3 separate regions of the Homo sapiens genome follow, and regions 2 and 3 are each linked to region 1. The links are chromatin loops, found by intact Hi-C in ENCODE. Cell type or tissue: Calu3. All regions are shown on one strand.

Evidence for each region. Hi-C counts contacts between places; a loop is a spot of excess contacts. Peaks named below come from ENCODE experiments on the same cell type or tissue, not always from the same donor. Only the 100,000 strongest peaks of a DNase experiment are listed, where the experiment ranks them.
Region 2: a loop joins it to region 1, with 18 times the contacts of the local background. A loop is called at or near these places in 3 of 110 quality-filtered maps.
Region 3: it touches region 1 in a loop (13-fold over the local background); 20 of 110 quality-filtered maps call a loop at or near these places.

The regions. Positions count from the first base shown.
Region 1 is chr13:24,724,866-24,732,865 of GRCh38, reverse strand. All of the region lies in intron 3 of LOC105370118 (a long non-coding RNA gene), which reads left to right. Among named protein-coding and RNA genes, the nearest start is that of RNF17, 35 kb to the left of the region's middle. In Calu3, no CTCF peak of the experiment used is centred here; a DNase peak (open chromatin) is centred at 4,695.
Region 2 is chr13:24,314,492-24,322,491 of GRCh38, reverse strand. C1QTNF9 (C1q and TNF related 9) reads right to left here. Exons shown (of 4, transcript NM_178540.5): 2 at 6,323-6,510; 3 at 3,612-3,674; 4 at 1-1,496. The coding sequence starts at 6,488. The coding sequence ends at 724. It also overlaps the pseudogene PCOTHP1. Among named protein-coding and RNA genes, the nearest start is that of C1QTNF9, 8.9 kb to the right of the region's middle. In Calu3, no CTCF peak of the experiment used is centred here; no DNase peak of the experiment used is centred here.
Region 3 is chr13:24,601,425-24,609,424 of GRCh38, reverse strand. No RefSeq gene overlaps it. Among named protein-coding and RNA genes, the nearest start is that of ATP12A, 75 kb to the left of the region's middle. In Calu3, CTCF peaks have their summits at 3,116 (motif pointing left) and 3,325; a DNase peak (open chromatin) is centred at 3,244.

The sequences.
Region 1 (8,000 bases):
TTTGTTCATCTGTTTTCCTAGTGATGAACATTTTGTTTGTTTGTTTGTTTTACTTTTATTTTAAGTTCAGGGGTACATGTGCAGGTTTGTTACGTAGGTAAATGTATGTCATGGGGGTCTGTTATACAAAATACATATAATATTTTGCCTAACCCTCTCCCTCAATGCACCTCCACCCTCCACTAGGTCCGAGTGTATGTTGTTCCCCTCTATGTGTCCATGTGTTCTCATCATTTAGCTCCCACTTATAAGTAAGAACATGCGGTATTTGGTTTTCTGTTCCTATGTTAGTTTGCTAAGGATAATGGCTTCCAGCTCCATCCATGTCCCTGGAAAGGACACGATCTCATTCTTTTTTTATGGCTGCATAGTATTCCATGGTGTATATATACTGCATTTTCTTTATCCACTCTATCATTGATGGGCATTTAGGTTGATTCTATGTCTTTGCTATTGTGAATAGTACTAGATTGAACATACATGTGCATGTGTGCTCATAATAGAATGATTTATATTCCTTTGGGTAGATACCCAATGGGATTGCTGGGTTGAATGGTATTTCTGTCTTTGGGTCTTTGAGGAATTGCCACACTGTCTTCCATAATGTGTTGCAGGAAGTCATGGACCCCAAACGGCAGGACCGGCTGGAGCCACAGCAGAGGATCATAAATTGTGAAGATTTCATGGACATTTATCAGTTCCCAAATAATACTTTCATAATTTCTTATGCCTGTCTTTATTTTAATCTCTTAATCCTGTTATCTTTGTAAACTAAGGTTGTACATCACCTCAGGACCACTGTGATAATTTTGTTAACTGTACAAATTGATTGTAAAACATGTGTGTTTGAACAATAGGAAATCAGTGCACCTTGAGAAAGAACAGAATAACAGTGATTTTTAGGGAACAAGGAAAGACAACCATAAGGTCTGACTGCCTGCGGGGTCAGGTAAAAAGAGCCATATTTTTCTTATTGCAGAGAGCCTATAAACTGACGTGCAAATAGGAGAGATATTGCTAAATTCTTTTCCTAGCAAGGAATATTAATATTAACACCCTGGGAAAGGAATGCATTCCTCGCGGGAGGTCTATAAATGGCTGCTCTGGGAATGTCTGTCTTATGCAGTTGAGATAAGGACTGAGATATGCCCTGGTCTCCTGCAGTACCCTCAGGCTTACTAGGGTGGGGAAAAACTCTGCCCTGGTAAATTTGTGGTCACACTGTTTCTCTGCTCTCGAACCCTGTTTTCTGTTATTTAAGATGTTTATCAAGACAATATGTGCACTGCTGAACATAGACCCTTATCAGTAGTTCTGCTTTTGCCCTTTGTCCTGTTCCCTCAGAAGCATGTGATCTTTGTTAGACCCTTACTAGCAGTTCTGCTTTTTGCCTTTTGAAGCATGTGATCTTTGTACCTACTCCCTGTTCTTACACCCCCTCCCCTTTTGAAACCCTTAATAAAAACTTGCTGGTCTGAGACTCAGGCAGGCATCATGGTCCTACTGATAGGTGATGTCACCCCTGGTGGCCCAGCTGTAAAATTCCTCTCTTTGTACTGTCTCTCTTTATTTCTCAGCCGGCCGACACTTACGGAAAATAGAAAGAACCTACGTTGAAATATTGGGGGCAGCTTCCCCCAATAATAGTAGTTGAACTAATTTACATTCCCACAAGTGTTCCCTTTTTTCCCAGAACCTCAACAGCATCTGCAATTTTTTGACTATTTAATAATAGTCATTCTGTCTGGAGTGAGATGGTGTCTCATTGTGGTTTTGATTTGCATTTCTCTAATGGTTAGTGATGTTGAGCATTTTTTCATATACTTGTTAGCCACATGCATGTCTTCTTTTGGAAAGTGTCTATTCATGTCTCTTGCCTACTCCCTTCCACCCTCATTTTGTACCACTTCTCTTTACCCTGTTCCAGATATGCTAGCTCTCTTTCAGTTGTATAAGTAGGTCAAGCTCTTTCTAGCCTCAGAATCTTCTGCCTAGAACTCTTTTCCCTGTGCTACTTAAAAAAATACTATCAAATATTTTAGCCACACAAAAAAGAATAAAGAAGTATCTGTGCCCATGTACCTTCCAACCAATTTAATAAATAACCTAGTTTTATTAATAAATCTAGATTTATTCACGTGTTGGCCGATTCTTTATTCTTCCTTGTGTTTCATATCTTCTTTCTACAGTAATTTTTGTTCTTCAAGGACATTCTGAAGAAGTGCCTTTAGCTGAGGGTATGCTATTGGTGAATGATGTCAGTTTTTAATTGGATAAAAATGTATTTTTATCTCACCCTCATTCTCGAGTAATTGTTTAGTAATATAAAAGTCTAGGCTGACAGGTTTTTTTTTGTTTTTCTAAATTTGAAAATATAATTTTATTGATTTCTGACTTCTATTACTGCTATCGAGAAATTTTCTTACAGTCAAATTGTCTTTCCATATAGGTAAGTTATTATTTTTCTTTGGTATTATATACATTCATTATAATATTAAGGTGTAGATATTCATTTACCCTGCTTGGGATTGATTATAATTCTTGGATTTGAGCATTCTTGTCTTATTGGTCTGGGAAATTGTTAGTCATTTGTCTCTTTAAATTTTACCTCTTCCTTGTCATTTTCTTCTAGAACTGCTATTAGGCAGTAAATTGGACCTTCTCACTCTACACTTTGTTTCTGTTAACCTCTGTTTTATATTTTCCATTTCTTTCTCTCTCTGTGCTGCATTCTGAATAATTTTTTCAAATATATATTTCAGTTAATTAATTTTCTCTTTAATGTATTTTGTAATTTTAGATTATAAACTCATGTTTGAAAGGGTTGACTTGTGGGAATACTGTGAGGCCTGTATTAAGGGTACATTTCTCCAGATTTTGTTTTTGTTTTGTTAAGGTGCTCCAAGGCACTGTGAGTCTAGGGCTACTATAATTTCTTGGCTTGTATTTTCCTGGACTACTTGAAGATCATTATATTGAATCCTAAGCCCACCCGAGGGCAGGTGTGCTTAGATTATCAGGGGAGTTTTCTGGGTTTTTTCTGCACTCAAATGTATACAAGATAGAAAACTTTTTTGCTTTTTAGCCTCCCTGTTCACTCCCACCTGCAGTATATGAATCTTTTATGAAAATACTTAGAAAAACACTTGACAGCTGTTTTTTTGTTTTTTTTTTTTTGTCTTATTTTTGCTAACTCATTGAAGGCACTATGAGAGCTCCTTGTGGCTTTAGTTTGCATTTCTCTAATGACTAAGGAACCTAACATCTTTTTCATGTTTATTGGTAATTTAGGCTTTTGTATTATTACTTGCCTTTTGGGTTGTCTCTTACAGTTTTGTAGCTATTATTTATTTATTTTAGATCCCATTGCAAATATACTCTTCCAGGCTATGACTTGCTTTTTAACTTTGTTTATATCTCTTATTGTCGAAAGATGTTTTATTTTTCTATGGTATTTTCATTAAGATTTACGATTTTCAAGTATGGTTTGAGAAATCCTTTCTGATTCATTGTATTTATTTTCCATAATTTGTTTTGTATTCCATTCCATGTTTATTCCATAAATATCTTCCATATTTGTTCTCTTCCATAAGCTTTGTTGCCTTCTTTTCCTGTTTAAAATTCAGCTTTGTTGTTGTTAGTATTTTTGCAGGAGTGGGGTGCTGTTGGGTGCAATAGAAAACTCAAGAGCCCACTAATTGATACAGACAGGGTCATGAACCTTGATTTACCTTTTACACATTGCTGTAGTGCCATCTCAAAACATGGAGGGAGAGAGAGAGACAGACAGACAGACAAGCATAGATATTCTATGATGGCATTTTATTGGGTTGTTTTTTTTTTTTTTTTTTTTTGAGATGGAGTCTCGCTCTGTCACCCAGGCTGGAGTGCAGTGGCGCAATCTCGGCTCACTGCCACCTCTGCCTCCCAGGTTCACGCCATTCTCCTGCCTCAGCCTCCAGAGTAGCTGGGACTACAGGCGCCCGCCACCATGCCTGGCTAATTTTTTTGTATTTTTAATAGAGACGGGGTTTCACCATGTTAGCCAGGATGGTCTCGATCTCCTGATCTTGTGATCCGTCCACCTCGGCCTCCCAAAGTGCTGGGATTATAGGCGTGAGCCACCGCGCCTGGCCATTTTATTGTGGTTTTTAATAAAGGCTCAAGTATATTTTAACTTTGAGCCTGTTTTTGTTTTAATAAAACCTTGCATTTACCATTTTTCTTCTAGATTTACTGAAAGTATCAGGTGGTAATTAAAATAATTTATAGTCTGGGTGTGGTGGCTCATGCCTGTGATCACAGCATTTGGGAGGCCGAGGCGAGTGGATCACCTGAGGTCTAGAGTTTGAGACAAACCTGGCCAACATGGTGAAACACCATCTATACTAAAAAAAAAATATACAAAAAATTAGTCGGGTGTGGTGGCGGGCACCTGTAATCCCAGCCACTCGGGAGGCTGAGAAGGGATAATCGCTTGAACCCGGGAGGTGGAGGTTGCAGTGAGCCAAGATCGTGCCATTGCACTCCAGCCTGGGCAACAAGAACGAAACTCCGTCTCAAAATAATAACAATAATAATAATAATTTATAATACAGCACTCTCAGCATATACAGCATGTGCTCACATGTCAGACCACAGATGGCAGCAGGGAGAACTTAGCACCAGCCAGCATGACACAGTCTCAAAACACACCAGAGGGCGCCAGACCCACACCAAACCATTTTTTTTTTTTTTTTTTTTTTGAGACAAAGTCTCTGTTGCCAGGCTGGAGTGCAGTGGCGCGATCTTGGCTCACGGCAAACTCCACCTCCCAGGTTCAAGCAGTTCTCCTGTCTCAGCCTCCTGAGTATCCGGGACTACAGGTGCACTCTGCCAAGCCCAGCTAATTTTTTGTATTTTATTAGAGACGAGGTTTCACCGTGTTGCACAGGCTGGTTTCAAACTCCTGAGCTCAGGCAATTCGCCCGCCTCGGCCTCCCACAGTGGTGGGATTGCAGGCGTGAGCCACCGCGCCCAGCCACCAAACGATATTAGTAGTTTGGTTTTTGCAGTTAGTTTTTGAAGGTAGTTTTCAAGTCCTTTGCCACTTTGCCTCTGACCTTTCTATCCTTAGTCACTAAAAGCAGAGGTGAGCAGTGAAAAGGTTCAAGCTGTTCTCCATACATGTTTCAGAGGAGGTGGAATACCCAACTCTATGACGAAGTGGCTGGCTTTTTTCTTAGAAATTATAGGGCAGTGGAGTAGGAATGACTTTTAGAAATTCCAGAATCCCACCTCCTCGTTTAGGATGGGACAGCTGAAGCTAAGAACCACTCTAACCTTCTTGGGATTGAGCAAGAGCCCTGGGGGTCCTGATTTTCAGACATGCTCCTGCACTTAAAAACTCTTGCTTTGGGAATTACAACAGAGAAGGACTACACAAACATGAATTTTTGGATAAATGGAGAGATACTATTGCTGCTTCAGGCCAGATTTGAGGACCTTTTGTAGATCAGCAAACTTCAAACTTGCTGCTATGAGGAGTTAGGGGACAAGACAGGGGCTACTATTTTTTCTTGAGAAATAGCCCCATATTAAGCTCTGGGACATTATAACTAAAAGTTGGGTAGGTGACCTGCAGAGCCTGAGGACATGTGCCCTGTGAGCCTCCCTACGTGGGGGGCAGAGCATTAGGACCCACCCACTGTCCTCTCCCTCACTCCTTCAGGACTCCAACACTAGCCCTCACTGACCCTTCCTCCATCCATTCATCAGAGGCCTTCTCCATCTGCCTGTCAGGGTGGAGGACTGCTCTCCTGACCAAGCAGGATGTGGGCGACAGGTAGAGAGCTCAGACACCTCCAGCTTAAAAATCTCTTTCTTGGAGAGGCTGCAGATGTTCCAGCCCTGGAGGTTCTGATTCAGGAGGTTGGAGATGGAGCCCAGGCCAGTGTCCTTTTACAGCTGTCCTGGTGCTGGATGTGCCTGGACTGCATCCTGCATTGAGAGAGAGCTTGCCTTGCCTTACAGAGTTGAGGCTGCATCTTCTGACTCCTCGGTGTTTCACGTGCATTTCTCTAGTTCCTTCCATTCCCTGGCATACATTCACTGCTGCGAGCATCAGGGTTTCTCCTTCCAAAAACATGAAGCTGTAGACACTGTGAAACAATATCTATGTTTCCAGGGATTGCGTTTGTTTGCACTGAGGCAAGTTATTATGCTTAGGAAACCTCAGAAGGGCACCAGTCCTAGCCCATGCCCTGCGTCTACTCTATTGTGAGGCTGGCCAAGGGAAGCAAGTTTGGGATCGACTTTTCTTTCTTTTTTTCTTTTTTTTTTGAGTCTAAATCTCCCTATGTTGCCCAGGCTGGCCTCCAGCTCCTGGGTTCAAGTGATCCTCCTGCTTCAGCCTCCCCAGTAGCTGGGAGGGGCTGACTTTTAAGAGCAAAATGCAGCCTGTTGTTTTAGATGGCCACAGAATGGATCCATGTTAGTCACTGATGGTGCCCGCCACTGGCTGCTGGGTGCCGGCCCCAGGGCGTTTCCTGGGAGCTACCACAGGCACCTGGCTGGGGTGGAGTTGTGGGGGTCCACACACCTGCAGCTGCTCCTCCTGCATGGCCAAACTCTGATCTGGCCTCCTCTGTGGTGGGAAGACTCTCCATCCCTCCTTCCAGCGTCATAATAGAATAAGAAGTTGAATAGATCCCGAAGCAAAGTCCCGTCTCAGCTCTCATGGGCTCATCACAGCAGTTTTTGGCTACCACTTTCTGTCCTGCATGCCTTCCTACTCTCTCATTCTCTAGTTGGATGTGCATTCCATGCAGTTCACCAACCCTGGTTACGATTCCAATGCAGATGGATCCATTTCAACAATGGCTTCAGAGAGAAGATGAAGAAACAAATGAGGGCCTGTTGAAGCCTAATGGGGTAAGGGGAATTTGAGATTGTGGAAGAATGGCAGCCAGATCATGAGGTCAAGAGATCGAGATCATCCTGGCTGACATGGTGAAACCCCGTCTCTACTAAAAATATTTTTAAAATTAGCCGAGTGTGGTGGCACGTGCCTGTAATCCCAGCTACTGGGGAGGCTGAGGCAGGAGAATTGCTTCAACCCAGGAGGTGGAGGTTTCAGTGAGCCGAGATCGTGCCACTGTACTTCAGCCTGGCGACAGAGACTCCATCTCAAAAAAAAAGAAAAGGAAAAAGAAGAAAAGAATGGCAGCCCAGTGGAGTGGGCACCCTGAGACACAGCACGCTCACAAGGGGAATGCAATTCTGAGCCTTCTTTCCCCTCTCAGAGCTTCTCTTCTTATTTCTCCCCACTTCCTCTTCTTTCATCATACAGGCAAGTAAAACTCCCATCTGAATTGACAAGTATTTCTGAAAATACTTATTCCACATACATGAGCCTACCTGTTTTAGTGAAACAGTACTTTAATTGTCGAAGTTCACCACTGTACTGACACCTTAAGCTGCTTCCAAATCCCCAGTGCCTCCTTCAGACTTCCCCACTCACCAGCACCACCTGCTCTTCAGATCCCTGTCCTTATCAGCACCCTCCATCCTGGCACACAATTATGCATGCTCTTTTACTGGTCTTTAACTGTTTCACCTGGGTTAGTCTTGTTTTTGAGGCTAATTGCATGTTCCTAAAGACGGCCACCATCCGATGTCACCCTATGTGCTCCCCTTTAATGTAATATTGACCCTCTTCCAGTTGGTGGTGGGTCTGGAAGCTGGTGGATAAGGAAGAGAGTGATACCCAGTGATGCTGGGAAGGTGGGCAAAGGCAGGGCTGGCAGAGCGTGGCAGGTGTGATGAAACATTGTCCTTTATCACACAGGGGAATGATGTAATCCAACTGCTTTTTCTGTCTTTCATGCTATAAGAAGCAGTTGGTAGCAACGAATACAAGAGCTGCAGTTTTGTTTTTTTAGCTCCAGGATAAGGATGTTATAAAAATTATGAGGTCATTATTTTGGACTAAGATCCTGCACTGGGCTCCAGCTCACCAG
Region 2 (8,000 bases), 410 kb after region 1:
AGTCCTAGAAAACACATAGAGATTCAAGTCTGGCAAATAATGATCGAACAATGATTTGTTGGGTAAAATGGTGATTAAAACCTAGGTTAGAAAATGAGCAAAGTGGGAGGGAGAGCACCAGGACAAATAGCTAATGCATGCAGGGCTTAATACCTAGGTGATGGGTTGATAGATACAGCAAACCACCACAGCACATGTTTACCTATGTAACAAACATGCATGTTTTGCATATGTATCCCAGAACTTAAAATAAAATAAAATTTTTTTAAAAGACAAAATGAGCAGTGTCTACAGCTTTCTGGAGTATGACAGCATCACCAGCTTAAAGCTGTTGCTAGTACTAAATTGAATAAACATTTCCCTCTAATTTCCCCTTAATGTCCTCAGAAACACAGATGAGGGATACATCTTCATATGACTCCTCAGAGCACTAAAATGATATTAAAACACTCTTCCCACAAGAAACGCACAGACGAGGGATTCTTCAGATAATAGGAATAAGAAATGTGAAATAAATTAGAATAAACCATGCAGCTATTTTAAATATTTACTCCTGGAAAAATAGTAAGTTACACAGAATCAGTTTTGGGAATAACTTTTCCATTTTCACCTTTTTATGATTATTGTAATAATTGGAGGAATTAATAAAGTAAAACCATCTGAATAAGTTCATCCCAAGCTGATTCTGATGGATGGTGTGGCGGATTTTTAAACTCTCCTCTGTCACGGGCTGCTGAACAGAAGGAACCCTGTGAAAGTTGTGTCATCGTCCTCATCAGCAAACAAGCCATTGAACCTCTCTCCTCCTGTCACCTGCAGCCACACCTCATCCCCGAGCTTCAGCTGCAGGACAATGCCGCCAGAGGCCTGGTCCTCAGAGCTCATGTAAGCATCTTTGGTGTGCAGTATTTTTACTCCATTTTTGACCAAAGACACCTGAACATTTCTGGAGAAAACAGTGATGTGGTAGGTGAAGTAATAGACCCCAGCAATGTGGCACGTGAATTTCCCCGCTGCTGTATCATAATGGTTGAATTCGTTATACAGGATCTTATCAAATTTAATGGGCATATCTGAAGAAGGAAACTTGCTCAGCACCGTGAGCCCCACAGTGAAAGCACTTTTTGGCAAGACTAGAGTCTCACCGATTTTCCCTTTCTCTCCTCGATCTCCTTTCCAGCCTCTTATTCCCCGGACTCCTGGCTCACCCTGGGGCCCCGTGGGTCCAGCTTCTCCTTTGGGACCAGGCTTTCCAATAGGGCCCATGGGGCCCGGTAAACCAGTTGGGCCCAAAGGCCCAATGTTGCCCCTTGGCCCCTCAGGACCAGTGGGACCCACGTCACCCTTATTCCCCTTCTGCCCCTGAGGCCCAGTCTCTCCTCGGAGGCCCTTCTCTCCCATGGGCCCTGCAAGCCCCTTGGGGCCATGTTTTCCTGGGGATCCTCTTGAGCCTTGATCACCTTTGATGCCTTTTGCTTCAACTTTTCCATCTGCTCCTAAATAGAGAAAGAGCAAATAAAGAGATAGCTTGTGAAAGATTCCCTTGTGAACAACTTTGGTTTTTCTATAATTGAGCTCACAAATGAAACAAAGTAGTGCACAGGTTCAGTATATGCCCAGAGTTTAAAATTCAATTACTCCATCTGGGTGCAGTGGCTCACACCTGTAATCCTAGCACCTTGGGAGACCGCGGCAGGAGGACTGCCTGAGGCCAAGAGTTCAAGACCAACCTGGCCAACATAGCAATACCCTGACTCTAAAAAAAAAAAAGAAAAAGAAAAATAAGAAAATAAAATTCAATTACTCCAGCCCAGCTCAGTGGCTCATGCCTGTAATCCTAGCACTTTGGGAGGCCAAGGTGGGCAGACTACTTGAGTCCAGGAATTCAAGATCAGCCTAGGCAACATGGCCAAACCTTATCTCTGCAAAAAATACAAAAATTAGCCAGGCGCGGTGGTGCACAACTGTAGTTCCAGATACTCAGGAGGCTGAGGTGGGAGGATGGCTTGAGCCCAGGAGGCTGAGGCTGCAGTGATCCGTGATCAAACCACTGCACTGCAGCCTGGGCAACAGAGTGAGATTCTGTCTCAAAAAAAATAAAAATAAATGAAAATCAATTACTCCAATTACACACGTGTGTGCACATGGACACACACACATCCCAACACACCTTTTGACTACCGTCTACTAAATTAGTGTCAGGGCTCACGTTAGAAATTACAACCCTACCATCTAAGTCTACCATGCTGGCCATTAAATAATGTCAATCCATGACAGAAAGCACTCTTCAGAGCAGAGACAGGTAGATTAACTGACACTCAACCCTAGTCGTGACATCCTCTAAAAACCTCCTCCCTGGAGTGAACATAAAATAAAGCCTGCATCGAGGCATTGCCCTCTCCTGCCCAACCCCAGCCCCAACCCACCTATCCCACCGGCAATTCATCATCTACAGAAACCTTGCTGCTTCCTTGCACCCCCACCCATACCAAAGAGCCGTGGTTGCAAGTGTGGACTCTGAGGTTAAATGCCAGGTTTCCATTCTGTCCCCATATGCACACAGGACGTCAGATGAGCTAGTGAGCCTCGTGCCTCTGTTCCCTCACATATGGAACTAGGGTAATAAAACTACCTAGCGTCTGGGGATATTGCATTCAGTGAGTCAGTACATGAAAAGCACAAAGTGAAGATTACACAAGTTTGCCACTACGACTACATCCCGACCCATCAGGGACCAGTTCTAGTTCCACCTCCTCCATGCAGTGCTGCCAGATGCACCAAGTCAAAAACTCAGTCTCACTCCTCAGTGCTCATCCACTGCAAGGTTCAAGGTTCAACAAACTACAGCCACAGGCCAAATTCAGCCTCCCTCCCGCAAGCTAAACAAATATGGTTTACATGTTTTTTTGTTTTTCTGGGTTTTGTTTGTCTGCTTGTTTTTTTGTTGCTTTGAGACAGGGTCACCCACTCTGTTACCCAGGCTGGAGTGCAGTGACGAGATCATGGCTCATGGCAGCCCCAACCTCCCAGGCTCAAGCGATCCTCCCACCTCAGCCTCCTGGGTAGCTGGGACTACAGGCACGTGCCACAATGCCCAGCTAATTTTTTTTTTATTTGTATAGACAAAGTCTTACTATGTTGCCCAGGGTGGTCTGGAACTCCTAGGTTCAAGCGATTCTCTTACCTGGGCCTCCCAAAGTGTTGGGATTACAGGTGTGGGCCATGGTGCTCGGCCATGGTTTGCATGTTTAAATGGTCACAAATAATATTCCACAATACATGGAAACCATGGGAAATTCCCATTTCAGTCTTCACACATATGGTGTCACTGGAACAGAGCCATGCTTATTTATGGAGCATCTACAGCTTCTTTTCACTACAAGGGGAAGTTGAGTAGTGGTGACAGATCTGTATGGCCTGCGGAGTTGAGAATATTTACTACCCAGCCCTCTGCAAAGCCTGCCAATCCCTGCAGAATCCCCCCGTCTGGAGAGTAAGAACTGTGTTGCCTTTATTGTAAGATTATAATCAGCATGGAGGACTTGTCCATGGTAATATTGTTAAATAGTCGACAGCTCAGAATTAGAGCACCATAAATAGGAACTACTAACCTCGTTCTCCCTTCTCTCCACTCGTCCCATCCTTCCCCGGGCTGCCAGGACGTCCTGGTTCTCCTAGGTGGAAAAGCAGAAAACAGGCATGAGTTGAAATTCCATTTCTGATTTTTCTGGCCATTGGTCTCCATCAGCCATGTGTGTTGGAGAGTCTGGGGGTGACCCCCGCCCTGACGGGCACTCTGTCCTCCACACAAGCGCAGGTGGAGAGAGGCAGGCATGAGCGGGCATCTGGGGTGCTGAGCTGCGTGGGATAAGTGACCTAAGAAATGAACTGAGTGACTTCCCAAGCGCCCATCTCTAGGACGTGCCTAGAGCGCACAGCAAGACAGGACGAAGAGGGAGTGTGTGCAATGGGGACTGACTGTCACGATTGTGTTCCTCTCCTGCGACAAGGACTTGGGACGTGGTCTGAATGTTGGAGGTGCCAGGAGGTTTCCTCACTCTGTTTCTCTTCCATTACTCTTGAGGAGAGTGGAACGGAAGATTTACTAGGCTCCTATGAAAACACAGATGACTATGGTTACGTGACACTATCCCAAGATAGAAGAGAGAGTTCTGGAAGGATCCCTCTAGTGCCTTACACTGGGGGAAATGCCACCAATCAAGCTGGCAGAGAACATCAGGTGAGTGGGGCTCTGCTGACTACACTCAAGTCCTTGTGCTCAGAACAGGCCCCCCTGAGCTCCAGGTCGGCGTGCTATCCGTCAGCAGGTTGAAGGTGGCTCTGGCTATGGCAGTAGAGTGCTCATTGGGCCACAGCTCACCCCAGACTCTGGCTTCTCACAAAGCAGCAGAGACTCCCATACTTCAGACCCACTGACGTGGCTGTGGGGCGACAGGGGCAGGCTGGGCCGGCTTGCAGGTCCTGAGACAGGACTGACACAGGCAGACTTATTTCTGTCACGATGTCTGTTCTCCTGGGACACCAGCGCTCCTGAGTGGGGCCTTGGTCAGCGTGGGACCTCTGAATGGAGGGGGCTTATCCCTACATTTGCCCCTCCCTGCGCTCCCCTCCCCTCCCCTCCCCTCCACTGGCTGCTCCCCTGTGTCTTCCTCTCCTTCCCTCTTTTTGTTTCCCTGCTTGGCTCTCGTTTCTCCCATTCTCTAGAGCGGTGGCCTCTGAGCTTTCATGATCACGCAACCACAACTCACAAAGCATGAACACAGACCCCAATCAGTAGATATTTATATGTTTCTACATTATGCACAGGTAGTATATGGAAAATATGTTTGGTATAAAACATATACAAAAATACACTTTAAGATAAGATAAAAATGAAGTAAATTTTTAGTGTGAGCAATGTGAATGAATATCCTTCTAAGAAGTAATATATATTATATATAATACCTATGAACTACGTAGAAAAATAGATACATAATTTGCTTCTAAGAAGTATATAAAACTTGAAAGAATGGACACTGGTGAGAAAAGAGGAGAGAAATTCAACAGGGAAGAGGTAGAGAAATTTGGTATTGAATATAGGAGTGTTTGTCTTTGTCCTCTATTTTTTATCTATCACCTATTTATCTCCTTTTGTGTGTAAAATTTTATAACAAAAAATGAAAATCTTATATATTCAGAAATACAATACACACACACACACACACACACACACACACTACTGTGGTCCCAGTGTGAGGGCAGAAGACCTGATTTCATTAATGGTAAGGTTTTGCTATTCATTTGGACTGGGCTGTTTGCTACCTGGGGACTGGAACAGTGTCAATGAGCTGGAGATGTGAGCCAGGAGAAGACACCTCACAGAGCAGATGTGCAGGATGGTGGTTAGAAAGAATGTTGCTTCCTGGTGACCCTTGGCTTCATCCAGCCCACTCAAAACATCATCAGGCCACCAAATGCCATAAGCTGAGATGTGTTAGAAACACAAACTTATCTTTAAAAAGGTCCATAGAAGTTTTGATATATTTTTTTGTAATGCCACTGAACTGTGCCCTTAACCCAGATGGATCATTCTGCATATGCCTTAGATATGTGACCCTATGGTCAAGACCAGGCCTCAAGAATGGTACCCCATTCGGAAACCAAGTCTATTGGTTGTTGTTATGGAAACCACTCGGACTTCTCAGCTTTGGCAAATCTCCCTCCCAGAGGCTGAATCCTGTCCCCCAGATCCCCAGACCCTGGGACAGGGTCCCAACCTAGGTCATATAGATGCATAAGCAGCAGCTGTATGGTTTCAGATTCTCGTCTCCTTTTGTGTCATCTGTCACTCCGCATCTCCTGCTTCATGGCATGATGCGGTATTAGCTCTCACCTGCACTGCAGCTGGGTGCTTGCTGCCAAATAATTCGTGATCAGATCTCTCTATTAGCCTTTTGTTGCCAAAAATCCATCATACCTGTCACCTGAGATGGGAGGATCCATGACATCGTATACTACTGAAAATGTTCTGCGGTGTCAGAGATGAGAGAACCCAGGAGGGCAGGGGTCATGGCGATCTTGCCCTGTGCTCTCCACCAGCACCTGGCACAGAGTCTGGCATGGAGCAGACCCCGTGAGTGTTGCTGGGCAGATGGGTGGATGGATGAATGGGGTCAGGCTCCAGTGAGTGTTGCTGGGTTGATGTATGTATGGATGGATGGGGTGTGAGTGGGTAGGTGGAAAATCACACAGATGATGAGTGAATGAGATGAAAGGAATGAAGAGAGAAGTTGAAAGGCAGCCGAAGCCGTCAGGTGAGTACCTGCATCGCCTTTGTCACCCTTCGCTCCGTCTCGTCCATCTCTTCCAGGCAGACCATTGTGACCGGGGTTCCCAGGGATTCCAGGGTGCCCTTGCCTGCAGGTGTCCTGTGAGTTTATGTTCCCTGTGCAGATTTCAATGGCAAGCAGAAGCCACCAGATCCTCATGGTTCAGATGACAGACTCTGAACTGAAAGAGGGAAACAGAAACCCAAAGGAGAAATCTTTGTTGCTGGGGCCCTGGACACAGCCTCTGTTCCGTGCAGTGGGAAATGGATGAGCTGTCCCCTGCCCCAGACCCACACCTGCACAAACTTGGACAGAAGGCTCAGGGCAGGGGAGCAAGCTGATTATAACCAGAATGACACTGTCCTTGGAAGGTAACACTTGTGATTGGAACCACTCTTCAAGGTGAACGGGCAATTTAAAAAGCCAAGTTTAAGGTCAGGATACTCTTCCGTTCATCATTTCACTTTGAAGAAATCACTTTTCTGAACCAGAGATCAATGCTTACTTATCTCACAGGACTGTCGTACAGATCAAATTTTATCACGATATGCATAAAGGCACATTCCAAGTAGTGAAGCAAACATAGCATTACCATCTGATCCAGCAATTCCACTGCTGTGCATCTACACAAAATAATTGAAAGCAAGGACTGGAACAGATGTCCATGTTCGTAGTTGCATTATTTTCCATAGCAACCCAAGGGTCCCTCAGTGGATAAATAGATACATGCAATGTGGTAGGTCCATACAATGGAATATTCTTCAGCCTTAGAAAGAGAAGAAATTCTGACACATGTTACAACATGAATGGACCTCGAGAACATTATGCGAAGTGAAACCAGCTAGTCACAAAAAGACAGACCTGGATAATTTCACCTATAAGAGGTTCCTAGAGCCGTCAAACTCATATAAAGAAAAAGTAGGATGGAGGTTGCCAGAGGTGAAGAGAGAAGGAAATGGGAGTTGTTTGATGGGTACAGAGTTTCTGTTTGGGAAGATTTTAAAAGAGTTCTGGAGATGGGTGGTGGTGATGGTTGCACAACAAAGAGAACGTACATAATGCCACTGAATTGTGCCCTTAAGATGGTTAAGCTGGTTAGTTTTACGTTTTATGTTATATATTTTTTACCACATTAAACAATTAAATTAAATTTTTAAAAAAGTAAAGCATTCCAAGAAGTCTTACTGTAGTGAGAGGTGTTCTTTGAGTCAGGGTCTTGTTTTTCTAGGAGGCCACTGTGAAGAAGGGCCACACACACGGAAACATCACCTAGTTCGGGAGAAATGCATTTTCAAGTCCTTTCCTTATATATAATTTTTGGAGACAAGGTCTTGCTCCATCACGCAGGCTGAAGTACAGTCATGCAATCACAGCTCACTGTAGTCTCAACCTCCCAGCTCAAGCGATTCTCTTGCTTCAACCTCCCAAGTAGCTGGGACTACAGGCATGCACCACCACACCTGGGTTTGGTTTTGTTTTGTTTTGTTTTCGAGATGCAGTTTCGCCCTTGTGGCCCAAGCTGGAGTGCAATGGCCGATCTCTGCTCACTGCTGCCTCTGCCTCCCAGGTTCAAGCAATTCGGCTTCTCAAGTAGCTGGGACTACAGGCGCCACCACCACGCCTAGCTAATTTTTGTATTTTTAGTAGAGACGGGGTTTCACCATGCTGGCC
Region 3 (8,000 bases), 120 kb after region 1:
GGATGGGTCAGCCCTGACATTACTCACTGTGAGTACAAGCACTGAGTTCTTTCTAGTTCTTTCTGAGAAAGGATTTCACCCACTGTCACTCAATCACCAAATAGGGAACAAGGCTTTTCTTGGCTTTGGCTCTCACTGTCCCTTGGAAGGGTTTCTAATTGGTGGAGGCAGAGGAGACAGTGAGTAGTTCAAAGTGGACTGATGGCCCCAGATGAGCCAACAGAACGCCCAGGAATTCCACCCACGCCAGGACCCAGAGACAAAAGGTAAGAGCTGTTGCCAGCCACAGGGGCCTTTATCAAAGCACAGCGGCACCGCCTACTACTCTGCCCCATTCCTCAATCTAAAGTCCAAGAGGGGAAGTTCTTTGGGAGAGAAGGGAAGCTGGTAAAGGCCGTGCCATTTCCCAAAGGCCTGACCCTCTAGGCCACCCCTAGCAATATAGTCAGTGTGGAATATGATCCTACCTAGAAAATGAATGGCACTATTTTAAGAGTAGGGCATCGGCCGGGCACGGTGGCTCACACCTGTAATCCCAGCACTTTGGGAGGCCAAGGCGGGTGGATCATGAGGTCAGGAGTTCGAGACCAGCCTGACCAATGTGGCGAAACCCCGTCTCTACTAAAAATACAAAAATTAGCCAGGTGTGGTAGCACGTGCCTGTAATCCCGGTTACTCAGGAGGCTGAGGAAGGATAATCGCTTGAACCCGGGAGGTGGAGGTTGCACTGAGCTGAGATTGTGCCACTGCACTCCAGCCTGGGCAACAGAGCGAGACTCCGTCTAAAAAAAAAAAAAGAAAGAAAAAGAAAAATAAGAGTAGAGTATCTTGGGGAAATCTAGGAGGCCTACTCTGAAGCTTTTACTCAAGTGTGGAAGCCACACCAGTATGCAGGTATACTGTCTTACAAATCTAGATGGATATTCTAGTTTTCAAGCACCCCATTAATACTTTTTAAAAAATTCAACCACTGGCCAGCCATGGTGCGTTCACACCGGTAATCCCAGCACTTTGGGAGGCCAAGGCAGGCGGATCATTTGAGGTCGGGAGTTTGATACCAGCCTGACTAACATGGTAATATTTGAGTCTGATGAATTTTGTTGAAGTTCTTTACATCCATGCTGGGAAGCAACTGTCAGAAATGTTAAAGAGTTATGTATAGTAGTGTTTCAAGGCAGTGGTTTTATTGCAACAAGCATTGTTTTCCATCAGCAAGACACGTGATGTATAATAATCTCACTGTAGGTAAGGTGACAAAAATATTTCTTTTTTTATTTTTATTTTTTGAGATGGTGTCTCGCTTTGTCACCCAGGCTGGAGTGCAGTGGCACGATCTCGGCTCACTGCAAGCTCCACCTCCTGGGTTCACTCATGCCATTCTCCTGCCTCAGCCTCCCAAGTAGCTGGGACTACAAGTGCCTGCCACCACGCCCGGCTATTTTTTTTGCATTTTTAGTACAGACAGGGTTTCACCGTGTTGGCCTGGATGGTCTCGATCTCCTGACCTCATGATCTGCCCACCTCAGCCTCCCAAAGTGCTGTGATCACAGGTGTGAGCCACCGCGCCTGGTGACAAAAACATTTCTATGCACTGCAGTTATGGAACTCGGCCCACTAGAATTACTTTCTCCCTCCATCTCTTTCTATCCTTCTGTTTTTAAAAATAGTTAAACTCTCTGCTCTTAAGTTTTGGATGATTCTATTCCAAGTTAGTAAATTCTACTTAAGAAAACTAGTATCTGAAGCGCCAAGATGGCTGACTAGAAGCAGCTAGTGTGTGCAGCTCTCACAAGAGGAGATGAGAGTGGTGAGTGAACATGAGCTCTTCAGGTTGATCGTCCAGCAGGCTGTGTTGGGATTCATCAAGGAAGCAGTGGTGACTAACTGAGAGCAGAGGGGAGTAAGGCAGGACAGTTGCCCACCTGGGTGCAGAGCAAGGGGAAGCTCCCTACAGCAGGGAAAGGATGAGTGAGTGAAAGCTCCTGGGGACCCATACTTCTGCCATGGACGTTTGTAATTCCCAGGCGCAGGAGACCCTCCATGACTCCACCCGCCCCACACACACACCCTGGGGCTCTAGACTGACATGAAGAGCTGCTTGGAGTCTGGGCAGAGCCACTGCTCAAGCCAATGTGGATCTCTGAGCACCCCAGCACCAGCTGCCACAGCCCGGCCAACAAGGTAGGCCAGGCTCTGTCATGTGCCCCTAGGATAGGGGCCATATCCATGATGCTGGGGAGCAGACAGACTGCAGGCCTTGCCTCCACTGCACCTTGCCAGGCAAGGCCCACTGGCCTGGGCCTCCATCGCAGCCATCCACCCCCGACCTGAGCACTCCGGCTGGTCACAGCCCTCATTGCTCTGGGATGGAGCTCCCAGAGGTAACCAACAGGCCCTCTGCACTGCTGCAGCCTGTGCCCCTACTGCCCTCAGGCTGGAGAGGGAGTAAAAAGCCCCGACAGCTGTCATGGGCCTCCAGCATGCCACAGCTGCCATATGGAAAGGCAGCCAGACAGTTTTCCACATGGGTCCCTGGCCCTGCTGCTCCTCACTGCGCAGGGTGCCTCCTGGCTTGGGCCCCCAGCACTACTCCTGCCTGATCACTTCAGTTGGTGATGGCTCTGTGTTTCTCTGGGATGGAGCTCCCAAAGACAACTGACAGGCCTCTGCCATTGCTGCCACCACAGTACCCGCCCTTGCTTCCCCCAGGCTAGGGAGGGAACAAAGAGCCTGATTACTTTCTCACAGCATCCTACAGAGAGGAGGCCAGGCTATCTTCAGGGTTGGGTTGCCTGACCTTCCTGCTCTTCAGGCAGGGCCCCCAGCTTGGGCCCAGCAGCACAGCTGCCCCAACCCTGGCTGATCACCCCAATTGGCTGTGGTTTTGCATTTGTCTGGGATAGAGTCCCCAGAGGCAACTGATAGGCCCCCTGTCATTACCACTGCCGGGGTCCCTATCCCTGCTGTCCCTAAGCTGAGGAGGGAACAAAAAGCCTGAGCTTTCCCTGGGGCTGCAGTGTTGAAGCCTGGGAGTGCCAAGGCGAGATCTGTAGCACACATTAGAGCAGGAGAGGAGCCCACACTCTCAGCGTACTGAGAGGGCTGAGTTACATGAACCTGTGGGCTACCACAGCAGTGGGCATGTCTCCCTCTGCAGGGCCAGCTGACTGGGAAAGGGGTGGCCTATCTCCCTACCACAGCCTCTGTGTGAGAGAGCGCACCTGCCAAAAGAAACATGGGCACAGTGCCATTGGTTGGAAGGGGCTTCCCCAGTGCCCAGGAGCGGACCTGACGAGGTGGTCACCTCTCTTCCCACTGTACTGCAGAGCACAGCCGGAAACACCAGGAAATACAAAGGAGCCATGTGGCTAAGCTCTATCTACCAACCATTACTCTTATGTGCCATCTACTGGAAGTCAACCTAAATTACAAAAATAGTTTGCTAATATACCTTCCTATAAAACCAAGGTGAGAATTCAGCCACAAATAAAGACCGTGCACAGAACCTTGGCCCTCAGAAAAATGCAGCCAACTGACTATACTCAACTTACGCCACAGTTAAAGGAATACCAACTCTCTCAGATGAGAAAGAATTGGCACAATAACTCTGGCAATTCAAAGAGCCAGTGTCCCCTTACCTCCAAATGAGTCCACTAGCTCCCTAGCAATGGTTCTTAACCAGTTGGAAATGACTGAAATGACAGACGTAGAATACAGAATCTGGGTGGCAAGGAAGCTCATCAAGATTCAGAAGAAAATTGAAAACTAATCCAAAGATTAGTGGTCCTAGATAAAGATAAAGGGATCCAAGAGCGGAAAGAAGAAATAGCCATTTTAAGAAAGAACCAAGCTGAACTTCTATAGCTGAAAAATTCACTATAAGAATTATATAATACAATTGAAAGTATTAACTACAGAACAGACCAAGCTGAAGAAAGAATCTCAGAGCTTTTCTAACCAACTCAGACAAAAATAAAGAATTTTTAAAAATGAGCAAAACTTGATGGAAATATGGGATTATGTAAAGAGACCAAAGCTATGACTCATTGGCATTCCTGAGAGAAAAAGAGAGAGAATAAACAATTTGGAAAATATATTTGAAAATACTATTCATGTAACTTTCCCTAATTTTGCTAGAAAGGTTGACATGCAAATCCAAGAAATAAAGAGAACCCAGGCTAGATACTATATAAGATGATCATCCTCAAGGCACATAGTCAGCAGATTCACCAAGGTCAATGCAAAAGGAAAAAATCTTGAAGGAAAAAGAAGAGAAGGGCCAGGTTATGCACATGGGGAAGCCCATCAGGCTAGCAGCAGAACTTTCAGCAGAAACCTTACAAGCCAGAAGAGATTGGGGATCTGTTTTCAGTGCCCTTAAAGAAAATAAATTCCAATTAAGAATTTTATATCTCACCAAAAAGCTTCATAAGTGATGGAGAAATAAAATCCTCAGAGAAACAAACACTGAGGGAATTCATTTCAACTAGACCAGCCTTGTAAGAGATCCTTTAAAAAGTGTTAAACATGGAATTGAAAGAACCTGCTACCACAAAAACACATTTAAGCACATAGCCCATAGGCAAAACAGAGCAACCACACAAACAAGTCTATACAACAACCAGCTAACAACATGATGACAGGATGAAAATCTCACATATCAATACTAACCCTGAATGTAAATGGGCTAAACACCCCACTTAAAATGCAAAAAATGACAGGCTGGATTAAAAGACAAGACTCAACCATCTGCTGTCTTCAAGAAACCCATCTGACTCCTAATGACATCCACAGGCTGAAAGTAAAGGGATAAAGAAAGATCTGTCATGCAAATAGAGAACAAAAAAGACAAGGAGTCGCTATTCTTATGTTAAATAAAACATAACTTTATATATATATATTTTTTTTTCATTAATTAATTAATTTTTTTTGAGACGGAGTCTCGCTCTGTCACCCAGGCTGGAGTTCAGTGGCGCGATCTTGGCTTACTGCAAGCTCTGCCTCCTGGGTTCATGCCATTCTCCTGCCTCAGCCTCCTGAGTAGCTGGGACTACAGGTGCTCATCACCATGCCCAGCTAATTTTTTTGTATTTTTAGTAGAGACGGGGTTTCACCATGTTAGCCAGGATGGTCTCGATCTCCTGACCTCGTGATCTGCCCACCTCAGCCTACTAAAATGCTGGCAGTAGAGGTGTGAGCCACCACTCCTGGACAAATAAAACATATTTTTCACCAATAAAAATTAAGGACAAAGAAGGGCATTCCTTATAGAATGATAAAGGGCACAATCCAACCAGAAGACTTAGCCTAAATATGTACACACCCAACATTGGAGCACCCAAATTCATAAAACAAGTTTTTCTTGGCCTACAAAAAGATTTAGACACACAATAACAGCAGGAGACTTCAACAACCCACTGACAGCAATAGACAGATCACTGAGGCAGAAAACTAACAAACTCCGTACTTGCACTTGACAGTTGACCAATTGGACCTGATAGACATCTACAGAACACTTTGTCCAACAAACACAGAAGATACATTCTCATGTGCACACAGAACATATTCTAAGATCAGCCACATGCTTGGCCACAAAGCAAGCCTCAATAAATTCAAAAAGTTTGAAATCATACCAAGCACACACTCTGACCACAGTGAGACAAAAATAGAAATCAGTATCAAGAAGATCTCTCAAAACTACATAAATACATGGAAATTACATAATTTGCTCCTGAATAACTCCTGGGTGAAAATCTTAATTAAGGCAGAAATTAAAAAAATCTTTGCAATTAATGAAAATAGGGACACAACATACCAGAATCTCTGGGATGCAGCTAAAGCAGTGTTAAGAGGAAAGTTTATAGCACTAAATGCCTTCATCAAGAAGTTAGAAATATCTCAAATTAACATTCCTACTTTGCACTTAAGGGAACTAGAAAAAAAGAATAAACTGATCCCAAAGCTGGCAGAAGAGAAATAACTAAAATTAGAAAAGCACTAAATGAAGTGCTTTTTGAAGTGCTGTTTTTTTTTGAGACTAGATGCAAAAATCCACACAAAAGATCAATGAAACCAATAATTAGTTTTTCAAAAAATATGCAAGATGGATAGTGTGATAGCTAAACAAAGAAAAAAAGAGAAGGGCCAAATAAGTACAATCATAAATGACAAAGATGACATTACAACCAATCCCACAGAAATACAAAAGATCCTCAGAGAATACTATAAACAACTCTATGCACACAAATTAGATAATCTAGAGGAAATGGATAAATTCCTGGAAACATACAATCTCCCAAGATTGAACTAGAAAGAGACTGAAACCTTAAATAGACAAATATCAAGTTCAGAAATCAAATCATCAATAAAAAATCTACCAACAAGGAAAAGCCCTGGACCAGATGAAGCCACAGCTGAATTCGACCAGATGTACAAAGAACTGAGGCTGGGCGCGGTGGCTCACCCCTGTAATCCCAGCACTTTGGGAGGCCATGGCATGCAGATCACAAGGTCAGGAGATAGAGACCATCCTGGCCAACATGGTGAAACCCCGTCTCTACTAAAAATACAAAAACTAAAAATTAGCCAGGCGTGGTGGTGAGCACCTGTTGTTCCAGCTACTCGGGAGGCTGAAGCGAGAGAATGGCGTGAACCTGGGAGGCAGAGCTTGCAGTGAGCCAAGATCTCACCACTGCACTCTAGCCTGGGTGACACAGTGAGACTCTGTCTAAAAAAAAAAAAAAAAAGAACTGGTACTAGTTCTATTGAAACTATTCCGAAGAACTAAGGATGAGGGGCTCCTCCCTAACTCAGTCTATGAAGCCAGCATCAGCCTAATACCAAAATCTGGCAGAGAAACACACAAAAAGAAAACTTCAGGCCAATTACTCTGATCAACATAGACACAAAAATTCTTAACCAAATACTAGGAAACAGAATCCAGCAGCACATCAGTAAGTTAATACACCACAATCAAGAAGGCTTCAGTCCAGGGATGCAAGGCTGATTCAACATATGCAAATCAATAAATGTGATTCACCACATAAACAGAACTAAAAGCAAAAACCATATCATCATCTCAATAGATGCAGAAACGGCTTTTGATAAAATCCAACATCCCTTCACATTAAAAACCTCAACAGACTAGGCATCAAGGGAACATACCTCAAAATAATAAGAGCCATCTATGACAAACTCACAGCCACCAACCTACTGAATGGGCAAAAGCTGGAACCAATCCCCATGAGAAAAGGAACAAGACAATGATGCCCAGTGTCACCACTCCTATTCAACATAGCACTGGAAGTCCTACCTAGAGAACTCAGGCAGGAGAAAGAAAGAATAGGCATCCAAAAAGGAAAAGAAGTCAAACTATCTCTCTTTGCTGATGATATGATTCTATACCCAGAAAACCAAAGACTCTGCCAAAAGGCTACTAGAACTGATAAACAACTTTAGCAAAGTTTCAGGATAAAAAAATCACTGTATAAAAATCAACATCATTTCTATACACCAATAATGTCCAGGCTGAGAGTTAAATCAAGAACAGAATCCCATTTACAGTAGCCACAAAGAAAATGAAATACCTAGGAATACAGCTACCAAAGGATGTGAAAGATCTCTACAAGAACTATAAAACACTGCGGAAAGAAATCGGAGATAACACAATTAAATGGAAAAACTTTCCATGCTCATGGATTGGAAGAATCAGTATCATTCAAATGACCATACTGCCCAAAGCAATTGACAGGTTCAGTGCTATTTCTATCAAACTACCAATGTCATTCTTCACAGAATTAGAAAAAAAGTATTCTAAAATTCATATGAAACCAAAAGCCTCAATAGCCAAAGCAAATCTAAGCAAATGGGCAAAGCCAGAGGCTTCAAACTATAAGGCTATAGTACCCAAAACAGCATGGTACTGGTACAAAGGCAGACATATAGACCAATGGAACAGAATAGAAAACCCAGAATAAAGCCTTACACTTATAACCACCTGA